2 separate regions of the Homo sapiens genome follow, and region 2 is linked to region 1. Evidence: read pairs that join two places in POLR2A ChIA-PET (ENCODE). Cell type or tissue: MCF 10A. All regions are shown on one strand. Links, peaks and the distances in the headings refer to the core of each region. The heading gives the core; the rest is flanking DNA.

The links. Peaks named below come from ENCODE experiments on the same cell type or tissue, not always from the same donor. Only the 100,000 strongest peaks of a DNase experiment are listed, where the experiment ranks them.
Region 2: POLR2A ChIA-PET joins it to region 1 with 5 read pairs; 1 of 35 experiments calls an interaction of 5 or more read pairs at or near these places.

Annotation. Positions count from the first base shown.
Region 1 is chr2:231,640,973-231,645,311 of GRCh38, forward strand. No RefSeq gene overlaps it. Among named protein-coding and RNA genes, the nearest start is that of TEX44, 50 kb to the left of the region's middle. RefSeq lists enhancers at 2,080-2,139, 2,180-2,249, 2,430-2,569. In MCF 10A, for the core only: no CTCF peak of the experiment used is centred there; DNase peaks (open chromatin) are centred at 609 and 1,889.
Region 2 is chr2:232,313,953-232,318,291 of GRCh38, forward strand. The region is part of intron 14 of DIS3L2 (DIS3 like 3'-5' exoribonuclease 2); the gene reads left to right. Among named protein-coding and RNA genes, the nearest start is that of ALPP, 63 kb to the right of the region's middle. RefSeq lists an enhancer at 1,417-1,586. In MCF 10A, for the core only: a CTCF peak has its summit at 1,698; a DNase peak (open chromatin) is centred at 1,779.

The DNA of each region.
Region 1 (4,339 bases), core at 187-4,186:
GGCTGAAATGGGAAGTTTCCATTTGGCTCTGTGTGTGTGTGTGTGTGTGTGTGTGAGCGCACGTGCGCTCGTGTGCGCTCTGTGTCTGAGTGTTGGACTGTTCAAGGCTCTAGCAGGACCTGGCTCATGGCTGAGAATTTAGGGAGTGGAGCTTGCCCTTCCACGGTGGTTGTCCGTCTCTGGGGGCCAGCTTTGGGCATTGGGTGGATTTGACCACAGTGACAGCATTTGCTCTTTTTTTTTGAGACAGAGTCTCACTCTGTCACCCAGGCTGGAGTGCAGTGGCATGGTCTCGGCTCACTGCAACCCACCACCTCCCGGGTTCAAGCAATTCTCCCATCTCAGCCTCCCGAGTAGCTGGGACTACAGGCACCCACCACCACACCCGGCTAATTTTTGTATTTTTAGTAGACACGGGATTTCACCATATTGGTCAGGCTGGTCTCGAACTCCTGACCTCAGGTGATCCACCCGCCTCAGAATCCCAAAGTGTTGGGATTACAGGTGTGAGCCACCACGCCCGGCCTTGAGGGTAATTCTTTTTTTTTTGCTCGAGACAGAGTTTCGCTCTTGTTGCCCAGACTGGAGTGCAATGGCGCCATCTCAGCTCACTGCAACGTCTGCCTCCCAGGCTCAGGTGATTCTTGTGCCCCACCCAGCCTCCCACCTCCCAAGTACCTGGGATTACAGGCATGCACCACCACGCCCCGGCAATTTTTTTTTTTTTTTTTTTTTTTTTTTTTTTTTTTTTTTTTTTTTTTTTTTGTGAGACAGAGTCTCTCTCTGTCGCCCAGGCTGGAATGCAATGGCTAACTGCAAGCTCCGCCTCCCGGGTTCACGCATTCTCCTGCCTCAGCCTCCTGAGTAGCTGGGACTACAGGCGCCCGCCACCACGCCCGGCTAATTTTTTGTATTTTTAGTAGAGACGGGGTTTCACCGTGTTAACCAGGATGGTCTCGATCTCCTGACCTCGTGATCTGCCCACCTCGGCCTCCCAAAGTGCTGGGATTACAGGCGTGAGCCACCGCGCCCGGCAGCCTTCTCATTCTTCTTGCAGGAATCTTTTAAATTCGTTATTTGGAACCAGCACAAAGTGTCTTGGTACCAAGTGTAGTGATCACTCAAGACAAAAATGAAATAGACTGGAAATGTGGCAAGGCCAACTTGTATGTTCCAAAAACAGGTTCTGAAAGGAATTTTTGTTTTTCGAGACAGGGTCTCACTGTCGCCCAGGCTGGGGTGCAGTGGTGCAATCACAGCTCACTGCATCCTCGACCTCTGGACTTTAGTGACTCTCCCACCTACAGCTTCGTGCCACCACGCCAAGCTAATTTTTTTATTTTTTGTAGAGACGGGGGTCTTCCTATGTTCCCCAGGCTGGTCTTGAACTCCTGGCCTCCAGTGATCCTCCCGCCTCGGCCACCCAAGGTACTGGGATTACAGGCGTGACTCACTGTGCTCAGCCCTGAAAAGAATATTTTTTAAAACAAGTTTAAAAATAAAATATTTTGAACAGTGAAAGCAACATCTTTGAAATAATCACAACTTTCTAGGATTATTCCTTTGAAGTTCTGTTCTATTTTGATTTTTAAAAGATCTCTCTCAAGACTGTAGAGGTGCAAACAGGTTCAGGAAGAGCAGCTGACCCCCTCCTGCAGCACAGGAGGAAGGAGACAGAGCAGATCCGGGGCTGCAGCGGCTTCCCGAGGGTCCCCGCGGCCGCATCCTGCGGAGGGGTTCCAGTGTTTCTGTTTATATCTGTGTGTGGGTGTGTCTCCCTCTGGGTTGTGCACTAGCAGGCTCTGGGCGTGTCCCATCTAACAGCAGCTCATCCAGGAGGTGTTTCATCGCTGCAGGGAAATTCCAGAGGGCAGCTCCTGCCACAACTGCGGTGAGACATAATTTCCTTGGGAGGAAACCAGTTCTCAGCAGCCAGAAATGAAACAGTTTCCACTCTGGGAGGGCGCAGGAGGGTGTGGCTGCAGGCGGGGCAGAGCTACCCGCCTGGAGAGCCTGCTGGCCGGCCTGGCTCCCTGAAGCCTCCAGTCACAGTTTAAATTTAGACCTTCTATTCTGGTCCGTGCTGCTCACGCCTCACCCCGTGGCCACCGGTCAGCCAGTTTCCCCGAGCACAAGTGTGCTCCGGAGGGACAGAACACGTAGGAGGTAAACGGTGTCCTGACCTTCGTTCTGTGGTGGTGTGGAATTGTGAAGTGGAATGGAAGAAAGACCAAGGCCAGAAAAATCCTCCACCCTAACAAATTTCAGAACCAGGGACCCCATGTGCACGCGCCCCACTAACTTCACAGACAGAAACATGCTTGTCCTACAGCCGTTTGTGGAGAGTCAGCCACGTGAACCACCAAGACTCGGTCCCCCTTCACGGTCTGGTGGAAATTCAGACAAGAAGAGGGCTGATTAGTGAGCAGGAAGAGAGTGCATGTTCAGGGCAACTTGAATCTATGCCTTGAGGCAGGGGCCAGGGCGGGGAGGGAGTAGGCCAAGGGCTGTGAATCCCAGCACTTTCAGAGGCCGAGGCGAGAAGCTTGCTCAAGCCCAGGAGTTCGAGGCCAACCTAGGCAACATAGTGAGACCCAATCTCACAAAAAATACAAAAATTAGCCAGGTGTGGTGGCACACACCTGTGGTCCCATCTACTGCAGATGCTGAGGTGGGAGAATCGCTTGAGCCTGGGATCATGTGCCCCACTCACTTCACAGACAGAAATAGGCTCGTCCTGCTGCAGTGAGCTGAGATTGCACCACTGCACTCCAGCCTGGGTGACAGAGCAAGACCCTGTCTCAATCTATATATATAAACAAAGTTAGCAAAATCTATGAGAATTAAGGCCTGCTTTACCCTAAAAATTCTTTTTTAAAAATCATACACGCTGGGCGCAGTGGCTCACCCGTGTAATCCGAGCACTTTGGGAGGCCAAGGCAGGTGGATTGCTTGAGTCCAGGAGTTGGAGAGGAGCCTGGGCAATATGGTGAAACCCCGTCTCTAACAAAAAAAATACAAAAAATAGCTGGGCGTGGTGGTCTGCGCCTGTAGTCCCAGCAACTCCGGAGGCTGAGATAGGAGGATCCCTTGAGCCTGGGAGGTGGAGGTTGCAGTGAACGGAGATCATGCCACTGCACTGCAGCCTGGGTGACAGGGTGAGACCATGTCTCAGAAAAAAAAAAAAAAAAGAAAAAAAATCATATAACCATAATTCCTATAATTTCCACTTCATTCTGTTCCCTGCCCAAATGCCCCTGCCCTGACCCTCCAAATCAGTCCCCGCCTCTCACTGCCCCTCATCCTGCTTCATGTTCTCCCCAGTGGCACCATCATCTGACAGTGGCACACATCCATGTGTCTTAGCACTTCCTCCCCCAGAATGCAAGATCCAGGAGAGCAGGGACTTGGCTTTGCTCGCTGCTACGTCCCCGGTTCCTAGAGAAGTTACCTGTATTAACCAAACACTTACTAGATACCAGGTGTTGTTAAACATTTCAAATGGGTTTTCTAATTTTATCTTCATGATAACCTGTGAGGTTTTTACCCAAGTAGGAAAAGGAAGCCGGGAGAAGTTGAGGATCCTGTTCAAGGACACACAGGGAACCCGGGCAGTCTGTGCTGGCGTGTGTGCCCTTGGCCACTTCACTGACTGGGTGCCCTTTCCACCCAGCCCTGCACATGCTCTGCGAGGGAAACCACCTCTCTTACTCTCTCACTCAGCCCTTGCTGAGCTCCCTAGCCTGTCTCAGGAAGGCTGAGCCAAACCCCCAGCCCCTGCCGCCCCCACCCCCAACCATCCTGGCCAGTGCCTGGGAAGAGGTGCCTTCGTGGTGAAGGGATCCAGAATGTACACATGTCCCCAACTTATGATTTTTTGACTTTACAACGGTGTGAAAGTGAGCTGCATTCAGTAGAGACCACACTTCAAACTTTGAATTTTGATCTTTTCCCGGACTGGCGATACTGTCAGTGATGCAGCCGCAGGAGCCACAGCGCTGGGTGAGCACCGCACTCTGCGGTGGACGTGCTGCCCAAGGATTCTGATTTCCTTCCTTCCTTCCTTCTTTTTCCTTTCTTCCTTTCCTCCCTCCCTCCCTTTCTTTCTTTTTTTTTTTTTTTTTATTTTTGAGGCAGAGTCTCACTCTGTTGCCCGTCCAGGCCAGAGTGCAATGGCACCATCTCGGCTCACTGCAATCTCCGCCTGCCAGGTTCAAGGGATTCTCACGTGGCTCAGCCTCCTGAGTAGCTGGGATTACAGGCATGTGCCACCACGCCTGGCTGATTTTTGTATTTTTAGTAGAGACAGGGTTTCACCATTTTGGCCAGGCTGGTCTTA
Region 2 (4,339 bases), core at 241-4,240, 670 kb after region 1:
CCCCGTGATTCAGTTATCTCCCACCACGTCCCTCCCACAACACATAGGAATTATGGGAGCTACAAGATGAGATTTGGGTGGGGACACAGAGCCAAACCATATGACACTATCACCTGCCCCATCCCACCTTTCCCTGATTTCCATTGCCATGGAAAGGAGCCCTCTGGGCCTGCCTGTGGCCCTAAAGGGCTGCAGCCCTCCTCAGCACCGGCCCAGCACCCACTGGGCCCAGTATAGGGCATTCTCCAGCCTGTGCTGTCATTCTGTCGCCTGTTGTCTGGTGCTGGGAGGTAGGATTGAAGGCTTTCCTCCTGGGCGGGCTGCTCAGGTTGCAAGGTAGATCCTATATTTTTAAGCCCTGTAGAGTCTCAGCTGTCCCATTTTGAGGGTTATGCATCCTACATGGGTTCACAGAATCCCTTTCGCTGAGACTTGGAGGAATGAAGAGGACAGAGAGGGTCGAGACCCAAACCGAGCAGGCCCCGGAGGCCTCAGGGCCCTGGGGCTGAAGGGAGCTCCCTAGCCCGAGAATGCCCCTCACTATTCTCACACTCCACCTTTTGCAGCCCAAATACCCATGGATGCCCCAAGAGATTTCCCTATGAGACAGAAAATTCTAGAACACCAGGAACTCTCAAAACTAGATATTTCAAAACTCTTAAAGACCTTAAAGAGTAAATGTTTTCATTGTCGATTTAACATAGAGTTACATTAAGCAGCTAACACTTTCCCTTTCTTGAATAAGATTTCCTGTCTGTCACGTTGCCATTTGCTTTCTTCATGTTTTTGCGATGGACTGCAGCTCCCTCCATTCTGGGGAGCCTCCTGGCGCTGCAGCAATCCAGCATGACTCGGAGCTCTTTGATTTTCTTTCCCAGTTACTTTATAGCACATGAAGATGTGTTCTTACCAGTGACAGAGGGTCGGTGAGAATGACCATTTTTGTTTTCCGTATATCTGTACCTGCCACATCCATACCTTTCTCAGAAGGTCCTGGAATGACTCGTTTCTCTCTCTGCCTCTCTGGGTATTTCTCCAACCACAGGTTTGCATCCCCAGGGGGAAGCCAGCTCTCTGGTCCCTCATGCTAAGCTTTTTAAGCAGATAGTACTGCCAGGCGGTCTTTAAACCCAAGGAGGCTTGCCCCTTCCCAAGACTTCAAGGAGTTCTAGAAGAGACTGTGATATTCAGGCCAGGTCCCTGTTTGATGAACAGGGACACTCAATTCCTGGCAAGTGGGGTGAGCGCCTCCAGCCCTCCCCACCCCCATACCGGTGTGCTGGCCCAGACCCAGGGCATATTCAGGTACTTAAAGTAGCAAATGTCTCTGCTGTAAAAACCCTCACTCCGGTACTGAAAGCCCAGAGCCCAGGCTCAGGCCACAGAGGTCTGAGATATACTCTCAAGGAGGTTAGCCCATAAAAGAAACAGGTCATAGGACTGCATGTTGGGTTTGAGCCTGAAGAAAGGTGCCCATGGTTGTCATCTTCTGTGGCTGCCTGGCAGGTAACCAGATGTGCTTGGCTCTCTTAGCTTTTGGCTGTGCTATCTGTGGGGTAGTGTTTCTGATCTGTCTTCACTGCCACTCCCAGCTCTCTGAGGCTTTGTGGCTTTTTCTTGGTGGTTGGGCAGGAAGCCTCTAGAGCCTGAAGGAATTGCTGTGCTTGATGACAGGCACAGGCTATCAATGGCTATAAATCGCCTAGTGGCTGCTTCACGTATTGAAGAAGAACATGTTTGCTGTCTGTTCTGCGGATGCTTCTCTGATGGCCGGAACACAGCTGCGAAAAGATTTCGTAGAGTGACTCAGAGCAAGCGCCCAGCTCATGCCCACTGAATTAAGCAAGAGGAAGTGGCCAACTTCCGCAGCTGCTCTGAAAGCCCAACACAGCAAGGCCTGGCTGAGATGAACAACATAGATCATTCCACTGACTTTGGGCTACCCCCAAGCCAACCCCATGTGACCCCACACCTACCCCAAAGCTAGGTGAGACCCAGGGTCCACCCTCCAAGCCCGGGTTACCAGTAGGGGGTAGGTGCCAAACTGGAGAGTAGACTGTGATGAATGGGTAGCAGAGATGGCAGAGGACATGGCTCATCACCTGGGGTCGGGGACCCCGCTCTCAGCAGCTCCCTTCCCTGAGTGCCCTGGCATTGGTGTGTCTGTGTGTTCGCGAGCCCTGGCATGCCACTGCGGCTTCACAGTAGCCTCCTGGGCAGCGGCTCATCAGCTTCCAGCACAGCCTTTGTTGTTCTATAAATCTGTTAATGTTTGTGCTACCTAGAATAAGAAGGAAGGAGTCATTCTACAGAGAGGATTTATTCTTCCAGGCGCCAAAACCTTGTTCCTTACGATTATGTCCTGTTCTTTAATGGGGTCCCCTGTACTCCACAGTGTCATTCGCCTCCACACTAGATGTCCACACAATGCTGTGTATTTTCACTGATTTTGCTGGGGCCCTGCCCTGTCTTTGTCTCTGCCTTTACAGTCAGGGCCAGTTGTCACTTCTCCGTGGCTGTCCGGAGAACCTGTAGCACCCTCTCCAGCCACTCCAAGCATGAGGCTTTGTGGGGAGCGTGGAATCTGTGAGGAAGCCGAGGCAAGCTGTTAGGATTCTGTTCAATGGGAGGAAAGGCTCTGAGTGAGGTGGGAAGGAAGGACTTCCCAGGAGGCACACTTGGGTTCCCGGCCCCACCTCTGCGCTGGCTGCCCACAGGCCCTGCTTCTGCCTATTTCCTGGTTCTGCTTCATGTTTCAAAGACATAAGATCAAATGTGATTAAGTTTTAGGTAAGCAAGATATTGTGCTTATTATTGAATTGTTCTTCTTTAGTTTAACAGCCCTCCAGTTTAATCTAAATCTGTTTCCTGTCATTAAGTCTTTGGTGTAGATAAAAGATCAGTTAGCTGGTCGCTATCTTTTGTGTCATAAATCTTCTAGGAAACCATTGTTGTGATTTTTCATTGTACCGTTCCTGAAGAGGAAGGAACTTTTCATTCCTTTGGGCTTTTTTCCTGGTGAATTTCCCAGCTGTTAGTGTCATCGAGCTTAACTCTCACATCCTTAAGGCAGCATTAGCCTCAGAACCACCAGTACCTCGCTGTGTGCCCTGGGAGGCAGGTTATTACCCTTGGCTTCATGACCCATGGACAGTCCTTGCAATGGAAGGGAAACACATTTGTGGGTAGAGTGTGGAGAATGTGTGTGAAAGGCTTTCCTCGCCCAGGCAGTAAGTGCTGCGGAAACAAGCCACTTTTTATGCTAATAAGATTTGGACAGGGGTTGGGAGGTAGGGGAGTGAGTGTGTGTTGATCTGATTCCCTGTGCCCAAGAGCAAGGACAGTCACTTCATCCCAGCCCCTGCACAGTGTTGGGAACACAGAGGTGTTCAGCAGATGCTGGACAAATGTCTCCTGGGAGTATGCAGTATTTGCTCTTTTTTCCTCTCATGTTCTGTGTTCCTAACATTCTTCTATTTTGGCGGGGTGGGGAGGTAGAAGGTAGGCAGAGTCTCACTCTGTTGCCCAGGCTGGAGTACAGTGGCCCGATCTCTGCTCACTGTAACCTCTGCTTGCCGGGTTCAAGCGATTCATGTGCCTCAGCCTCCCGGGTAGCTGGGATTACAGGTGCCCTCCACCACGCCTGGCTAATTTTTGTATTTTTAGTAGAGATGGGGTTTCACTATGTTGGCCAGCCTGGTCTCGAATTCCTGGCCTCAAGGGATCTGCTCACCTCAGCCTCCCAAAGTGCTGGGATTACAGGTGTGAGCCACCACTCCTAGCCTCTTCTATTTTTTAATTACACCTCTAATTGTCTCTGAATTGTCACTGAATTAATTGTCTCCTTAATTCAGTGCAGAAGGTTTTCATAATAACACTAATATTTATGGAATAGTTAACAATAGGTCAGAGCTTATAATGTTAAATAAGATAACAAAGTTTATCTCATTTAATCCTCACTAGAATAACCCTGCGAGGTAGGTAGAAGAAGTTAGAGAGGTTAAGTAGTCTGCCTAAGGTTACCCAGGTTGTGTGTGGTTGACAGTGCCCTACCTTTCCCCCCTGACTTTAGCAATACAAGAATACTGGCAAGTTGCTGCTGCCCTCTGGGCTCTGTTATAAAGTGAAGCTGCCGATCCACAATGGAGAACCCACTCCTGCAAGGCCAGGCCTCCACAGAGGCCAGAGGCCAGAGGCCAGTAGTGGTCGGGGTGCCCAGGAAGCTGGGCTCAAACAAGGGTAACTTGCAAGAATCTTCAGGAAGCCCTTATATTCAGAATTGTGTTCTGTGCCACATGGGCCCTTTCCCACCATCAAACTTAGAAAACGACCCCTAGGA